2 separate regions of the Homo sapiens genome follow, and region 1 is linked to region 2. The links are chromatin contacts, found by Hi-C or POLR2A ChIA-PET in ENCODE. All regions are on one chromosome and are shown on one strand. The core of a region is the stretch at or near the end of the contact, and the rest is flanking DNA. Distances in the headings are between cores, read along the strand shown.

Region 1 (3,895 bases), core at 1,271-3,770, 60 kb before region 2:
GAAAGAATGACCCAGGGCCCTGGAATAAACTGGGTTCCAATGAGCAATACAAGTTCTACTCAGTGAATGTGGATTACAGTAAACTGAAGAAAGATGGTCCAGATTTCTAAATGAAATGTTTCACTATAAAGCTGCTTAGAATGAAGATCTTCCAGAAGCTAGCTGCACTATTTTCCACTTAACTAGGAAATATTTCTCCTTTAGATACATGAAATCATGTTGATATAATGTGTTGGAGATTACATTAACAAATAACTGAAACTTGAAAAAAAATCAATTACCTTATCCTCTCCAGTAATCAAATACTACGCTTCTTTAAAGACCATCTTGAATGGCAGCAACTTTTTTTTCGAAGAAGAAAAATTTATAAGTATCTCATAAACAATTCTCATATTGATTACATGTTGAAATAGGATATTAATTTCACCTGGCTCCTTTTACCTTTTTTTTTATTATTATACTTTAAGTTCTAGGGTACATGTGCACAACGTGCAGGTTTGTTACATAGGTATATATGTGCCATGTTGGTGTGCTGCACCTGTTAACTTGTCATTTACATTAAGTATATCTCCTAACGCTATCCCTCCCCACTTCCCCCACCCCACAACAGGCCCTGGTGTGTGATGTTGCTCTTCCTGTGTCCAAGTGTTCTCATTGTTCAATTCCCACCTATGAGTCAGAACATGCGGTGTTTGGTTTTTTGTCCTTGCGACAGTTTGCTGAGAGTGACGGTTTCCAGCTTCATCCATGTCCCTACAAAGGACATGAACTCATCGTTTTTTATGGTTGCATAGTATTCCATGGTGTATATGTGCCACAGTTTCTTAATCCAGTCTATCATTGATGGACATTTGGGTTGGTTCCAAGTCTTTGCTATTGTGAATAGTGCCGCTATAAACATACGTGTGCATGTGTCTTTATAGCAGCATGATTTATATTCCTTTGGGTATATACCCAGTAATGGGATGGCTGGGTCAAATGATATTTCTAGTTCTAGATCCCTGAGGAATCGCCACACTGTCTTCCACAATGGTTGAACTAGTTTAGTCTCACCAACAGTGTAAAAGTGTTCCTATTTCTCCACATCATCTTTCTAAAATTCTACCTAGGCAATAATCCCCTGGACTTTCATCATTTGCCAATTTGTGCCATTATTTACTTGTAATATATGTCTCCTTAGCTAGGTTGAAAACAGAAATGAACAAAAGCATGACTTTTCCTAATGAGTCTTTCAAGTAGCTACTATAAAAACAATAATGGTCCTAAGTCAAATGGGGTGGGGCCTGACGGACACCCTAGATCCTCTCAGGACAGAGTCGGGTTCTTGGATGAGGTCCTTCCATCACTTAGTGCCTTCTCACCTCCAGCACCTGCTAAGCACAGGGCCTGGCACAGAGTAAGAACTCAAATGTTTCTCAATAAATAATAAACGACATCAAAAGAAAAAAGTGCTAAGAATCAAGTGACAAATATGACCCAAGTAATTAATGAAAAAGTAGCTCCCTATTGAAAGTTAAAAATCACTATGATCATTTCTGGTTAAAGAATCAAACAAAATTTTTAAGCATAAAGAGGAGATGTAGTATTAAGGATAATCCTTGAAAAGTATTTCCAAATCTGAAATTGACGGAAACAGGGAAAAGTGGCTTACACAAAATGAACTGTAATTTAAATGGAATAAACAGGACAAGTGTGGTGGCACATGTGTCATCCTAGCACTTTGGGAGGCCAAGGCAGGTGGATCACTTGAGCCCAGGAATTCAAGACCAGCCTGGGCAACATGGCGAGACCTCATCTCTACATAAAACATAAAAATTAGCTGGGTGTGGTGGCACATACCTGTAGTCCCAGCTACTTGGGAGGCTGAGAACTACACGAGAATTGCTTAAGCCTAGGAAGCAGAGATTGGAAAGAGTCGAGATCATGCCACTGCACTCCTGCCTGGGCGACACAGCAAGACTCTGTCTTAAACTAATCCAAGACTAGACTACACTAGACCAAACTAAAATTAAATTAAATTAAATTAATGCTGGCAGTGGAAAATTTCTCATCCAGCACATATACACTGGAGACAGCATGGTGTGGACTGAATGAGTTCTAACCCTGCCTCTGCCAGAACCTAACCTTGGGCCTTGGATAATTCAAGGAACCCTTCTGGCCCTCAGTTTTCCCCACTGTAAAACAGGCAGGCAGAATAAATGACCATGAAGCTCCCTGAAGGCCAATAGGGTTATAGGAGTCCATATATTCCTGCTTACTGATTCACTGACTGAGTTAAGTATCAAGGCAGTACACAGGAACAGGTCCAGTGCAAAACTGTCCCTAATATCCTACTGATAGAAAAAATAAGAGACACAGTTTCCAATTCAGGTGCTTTTGTACAGTCTAAGTTCTAAAAGCTTTTTATAAATGCTATGCTTTAAGACAGTTAAATGTATCCAGTGACTTTTAACCTGAAAACTGCTAAAGCCAAGGAAAATAATGTAAGTTGAACTCATGCCCATTTCTATTATAATTCCATTTTTCAGAGTAACTCATAAGCGTGCATGACTCACACATCTGAATATGATGAGATGTTCCTTTATCATTTCATCTTCTATGCCAGTAATCCCACATTACAGAGTGCCAAACCCCTTTAATAAGTGTAGCATATGTTTCTACCACACTCCAAAATCCAGCACAAGACTGCTGCATTAGGGAAAAAATCTAAGTGAGGATTTCTGGGCTTTCGATCATAGGACCCCAAGTTAGTTGTCAAAAATATGACTCCCTCGCCTCTCCCTTTCTGCACAGCCACCTAGACTACTGATAACTGAAAGCATAACAACTATCCTTCAGGCTCATACAGACATTTAGACAGCCCTTTGAAGTGTACAAAGCACTTTCACATCTATTAACTTAACTGATTTCCAGTGACCTACTAGAGTATATAGTAGGTCACTGGAAATCATTTTACAGATAAAGAAACAGAGATTCAGAGAATTTAAGTGCCTTGCATAAGGCTATGCAGCTAGCAAGTGGCTGAACTGAGACAAGCACTCAGCTCATCTAAAACCAAAAACTGAGCTCTTCTCACCAAACTGATGTGTAACCTAGGGATAAGAAAATAAGTGGTTGAAATAAAACCTCTTAGAAATTGTTGTGATTATACTATTGGGAGTGGATCAACCTTTTATAAACAAGGCAGCTTCTCTATTCCCTTCTTAGTCCCTTTGTACAGTGAGTTTCTAGAGTGAGATGGCTTACCCATTTGGACTTGACTCCAGATATACCTCCTTTCCATTTCCAACCAAGAAGATAATTCTTGAACTCTGTCCTTGTAATATGAAATACCAGCTATAGCATGACTTCAGTCAACAACAGTAAAGAGAGATTAAGTAACTGGCTGCAAATCACAAAGTTGCACAAGCAGAGTAGATCGGCATAGGGACTTCAATCTTCTCCCGACAGATGGACATTTAGACATTCCATCACCCTTCCTGAGACACAGGGCTTGCAGCAGTTCTTTCAGTGACAAAAATTCCCTAAGCAGCCCACAGTGCTATTAGTTTCCTCATTTGATTGTTCTTATGGAAAAAAAAAACCACAACAACAACACTACTAAATGCCCCCCACCCCCCAGTTAGTTACTTGAGAACAACTAATCAGACCATCCCTGTACCCTGTATAAATAAAAACAAGGGTTTTTTTGCATTGACCTGATAATTTCATTGGTAGCTACAACTAACTACACAATAGTTGGAGGTAGAGAGATGCATTCTGTATCTTTACCTTTAATTATACAGTAAGGGCTGGAATCCCCTGTCAGTTCATTCAGCCAAGCTTACAAGAAGTCACAACGTGGGAATTTCCAAAGCCAGTCAAACATCAGGAGTATAAATGTCATGTACCTAGA
Region 2 (4,474 bases), core at 1,841-4,340:
TCAAGAGATTGAGACCATCCTGGCCAACGTGGTGAAACCCCGTCTCTACTAAAAATACAAAAATTAGCTGGGCGTGGTGGTGCGCGCCTGTAGTCCCAGCTACTCAAGAGGCTGAGGCAGGAGAATTGCTTGAACTCAAGAGGCACACGTTGCAGTGAGCCGAGATCACACCACTGCACTCCAGCCTGGGCAGCAGAGCAAGACTACATCTCAAAAATAAAACAAACAAAGAAAAAAACACTCAAATCTTTTTGCCTAAAACAACTCAAAATATCTGATTTAATTATTGTATAGGATGTCAATGTAGTAATGTCCAGAAAGATAAACATTAGTTTATTATAAAAACACTTAACATACAGAGCAGAATAAGTGTTACTAATCTTATTTATTATGGCTTTAATCTAATTGAAGGCTTTCGTGGTTCCTATAATTAACGGCAACATAACAGAATCAATAAAGCTTAAGACATAATGAATGTCCATATAGAACACTCTTTTATGGGGTTTTTCTTAAATAGGTAAATGAGATGATGGCCTCCTCTGAGGCCAGTGAGCCCAAGGATGCTTTACTTCAAAATCCATTCAGTTTTACAGGAATATCAGATTGCTCTGGGCTGACTTACTAGCCGTAATAACAAGGCTTATTCTACTCCTGGGATTTAGTATACTGTATTAATAATTTAAAAACCTTATAAGCAGATGCTATTCTGACAATCAAGGCCGGGGTGCTAGAAAGGCTGCTGGATCAGAAAGCAGGACACTTGCATGCTGGATGAGCTCTTTGATAGATTAAAAAAAAAAAAAAACTTAGGGTGGTCTTTTTACTGTCTCTGAGCTCAGATATCTCCTTAGTTTGGATCACATTATTTTATGATACCTATCAGCATCAAAATTCCGTGCATCTTTATTGTTTTAACTTTACTGTGTCCACGTACAGGTTATTGGCCACGAAATCATGTATGCATTTGACAAGTGGGATAACTGAAGTGTAAAGTTTAAATTACATTCCAAAAAGCAATAGGAAAATAAATTGTAGCTGAACAAGAACTGGCCAGGCACAGTGGCTCCTGCCGGTAATCCCAGCACTTTGGGAGGCCAAGGCAGGAGGATCACTTGAGGAGTTTAAGACCAGCCTGGGCAACATAGTGAGACCTCCTCTCTATAAAAAAAAATGAATAAATAAAAATTAGCCATGTACAATGGTGTGCAGCTATAGCTGCAACTACTTGGAAGCTGAGGTGGGAGGATTGCTTGACCCCAGGAGTTCGAGGCTGTAGTGAGCTATGCTCATGCCATTGCACCCCAGAATGGGTGACAGAGTGAGACCTCACTTCTAAAAAAAAGAAATAAAATGAAATAAAAATAGAAAAGAATTAGATGTGACTTCTTCCCAAGTTCTAATATTCTCTTATTCTGCTAGGAGAGTGATACATAGAAATTATATATTCTCAGAGGTCTATGGCATCCAACACTTTAAGTCAATTCAGCAAATACTTACTCAGTACAAGTATGTGCCAAGCACTGTGTTAATTTTTTATAACATGATGCAGGATACATATGATCAGTAACAATCAACTGATCAGCTACATGTATAGGGTACTATACTAGGCCCTTGGCAGGGGTGGCCACTCTTCCTGTAGTGTGTAGAGGAAAAGGCAAGACATCCATCTGAAAAATAGATAATCAAGCATCAAATGGCTGATACAGACATAAATGTCATAAGATTTCAGAGACAGGAAACATTACCGAAAATCCAGATAGACTTCATGGGGCTTGTGAAATGTGAACCGAACCGTGAAGGACACTGAAAAAGAGGCAGGAAAGTGTCAGGCCTATTTAATTGGCATTTATATCCTTCCCAGAATTGTTAAGATTAGGTTTATTTTTGTGTCTGAAATGCACGTGTATTGTCTTCCCTCAATTTTAGGTACCACGACAGCAGAAACCATGTATAATACAATATTTATATTGATTCAGCATGACAGATATTTGTAGAGCATCTACTATACGTCAGACACTGTACTAAGTAAGCTTTGGAGGGGAGGGAAAGGTCAAGAAGGAAAGAGAAAAGACTTGGAGATAAAACTCAGAAGTCAGATGAGACCTGTTTGTTGCTGAAAGATCTGGGTAAACTTGGTTTGAACTCTCAACACGGTGCCTGGACTGTGGAAGTGTAAAGCCCTTTCAAGAGTGAGGTAACTTCTGGAGGGACACTTCCACCTCCTCATTCTACTCTGTTTTGCACCATGTTACAATGAAGGCACTCACACAAAGCTCCCTGGGTTTGGCAGCCATCCCTGAAGATGTAGGTAGGTAGGAATCACAGCTCTGCTGCCCTGGTGGCTGCTTTCTCCATTTTCCCTCTGCCCTCCCTCCTTTTGCCCTCGCGTTCTCCATTGCAGATTGCCCCCCAAAATTTCCAAAACCTCCCTGCAGTATGCACAGCAAGTTGACCCTCCTCTAACAGCTGGATCCTTGGTCTCAATTTTCTTTTTTTTTTTTAAACTCTTTTTTTATATATATATATACTTTAAGTTTTAGGGTACATGTGCACAACGTGCCGGTTTGTCACATATGTATACATGTGCCATGTTGGTGTGCTGCACCCATTAACTCGTCATTTACATTAGGTATACCTCCTAATGCTATCCCACCCTCCTCCCCCTACCCCACGACAGGCCCTGGTGTGTGATGTTCCCCTTCCTGTGTCCGAGAGTTCTCATTGTTCAGTTCCCACCTATGGAGTGAGAACATGCGGTGTTTGGTTTTTTGTCCTTGCGATAGTTTGCTGAGAATGATGGTTTCCAGCTTCATCCATGTCCCTACAAAGGACATGAACTCATCATTTTTTATGGCTGCATAGTATTCCATGGTGTATATGTGCCACATTTTCTTAATCCAGTCTATCATTGTTGGGCATCAATTTTCTACCTCAAGCATTTTCCAACCTATTTATTCTATTACACCTAATTTCTCAACTGATTTTTTCCAAGCCTAGATGCTTCTATTTTCAGGAAGAAATATGGCACCAGCTGTAAAACAATGGCGATATTGTCTCCACCTTGTTACACAGAGATAAGTGCCCTGGTAACTCTAAGAGAAACCCACAGGGCTATGAAGGGACAGAAAGAGAAAGTACAGGAAATGAGTCAGGAAGGGTTTTTTGGACCTTTCTAAGTGATCTCTCTCTCTGTCCTGAATTCACACAGTATTTATTGCCTACATCATTCCTTGGAAACGTGTCTTTTAATGCCTTCTATTGCTGTTTGTCTTTCCTTCTGTTGGTGCTATATCTCCTTGACCAGATGTTTTGCAGTTCCAGTACGGCAGGCTTTTCCCTTCACCCCTGGAACGCTCGTGGCACCTGGCCCAGTGCCTCCAGGGTAAAATGGGCCTCACTGATTGGTCTGTTGAGCCTCAACCTGTGGGAGCTTTATGATTTGCCTAGTTTCACAAGACCTTCCCTAAATTTTCCTAAAAATGCCACATGGCAGGTGTTTGTTTCAATTAAAATAAATTAAAATATCTCTAAGAATGCACTGAGTATTTAATCAATTTGCTTGAGATGGCTGGAGATGTCCACTCAAATTCCAGCAATGAGGACCTGGAAAGGACTAACATGTATTTAAGTACCCTTACCTCCCAGCCATCTGCTTTCATTCTCAAAATCACCTTTTGAGGTGAGATTAGGTGATTTGCCAGTGTTTACACTATTACACAGCAGGAACTGAAGTTTTAACAGGGCACACCTAGCTTCAAAGCTCCTGTTCTTTTCACTGTCTCACACTCCAGGATAATAATGCCCCTTTAGAGATATTCAAATTTTCATCATCACTAAGAAGAGCACTTATCCACTAGGATGCAAACTAAACAAACTATCCCAACAGTTAGTGTCCTGGAGATGTAAAAAGAAAGTTGACTCCATGAACTTGAACAAGTGGCTTCACCTTTCCGAGCTTCCAGTTACTTATCTGTACATATACAATTCTACAGAGTTGATGTCAACACTAAGTTAAATAACACACACACACACACACGCACACACACACGCACACACACGCACACACACACACATACAACCAGGGAAGCAGTCTTTCTGTTGGCTGAAAAAGATCAACTGTATTCTTTGAAGATTTCGAGTGTTAAGTTAAAATCCTCCTTCCTTTTACAGAGTGTAAAATGGGAGCTGACACTCAGGTCTGACATTCAGATGAGTTGGGCAGGTGTCTTTTAACTGAGTTAACGCATTATGTGATTTGGGAGGGGCATTAGCTGACTCACACAAGAGCAGATTAACCATTACCCCAACATCACACAGCAGCAGCCACAGTCCGGGAGGTAAATTGGCACCACCATCCATATTCTTTGAAGCCCTTCTCCACAGTAACTACCATTGCCCCTCAAACAGGGCCCTTTCAGATTATTGCAATCAGCCCAGGTAGGAGGTAAAAGGGTTGAAGGTATGACCATTATAA

Evidence for each region. A loop is a pair of places that touch in the nucleus more often than their neighbours do. ChIA-PET counts read pairs that join two places held with the same protein, here RNA polymerase II (POLR2A). Pooled maps may share reads with other maps.
Region 1: a pooled map shows a loop between it and region 2 (2.5-fold over the local background). The contact joins two enhancer-like sites. A Hi-C loop is called at or near these places in 1 of 168 maps with a recorded cell type or tissue (endothelial cell of hepatic sinusoid) and 1 of 50 pooled maps. POLR2A ChIA-PET finds 5 or more read pairs at or near these places in 5 of 52 experiments (A549, BJ, OCI-LY7 and 2 more).

What each region holds. Positions count from the first base shown.
Region 1 is chr1:64,918,576-64,922,470 of GRCh38, forward strand. All of the region lies in intron 1 of JAK1 (Janus kinase 1), which reads right to left. It also overlaps the pseudogene LOC100130270. Among named protein-coding and RNA genes, the nearest start is that of JAK1, 46 kb to the right of the region's middle. Within about 2 kb of position 2,521, at least 5 of the 41 ENCODE cell types and tissues checked have a DNase peak (open chromatin) inside an H3K27ac peak, as active enhancers do.
Region 2 is chr1:64,978,066-64,982,539 of GRCh38, forward strand. It overlaps LINC01359 (long intergenic non-protein coding RNA 1359), which reads right to left. Exons shown (of 7, transcript NR_119383.1): 6 at 1,746-1,803; 7 at 1,512-1,667. It also overlaps a transcript of JAK1 not described here. Among named protein-coding and RNA genes, the nearest start is that of JAK1, 14 kb to the left of the region's middle. Within about 2 kb of position 3,091, at least 4 of the 41 ENCODE cell types and tissues checked have a DNase peak (open chromatin) inside an H3K27ac peak, as active enhancers do.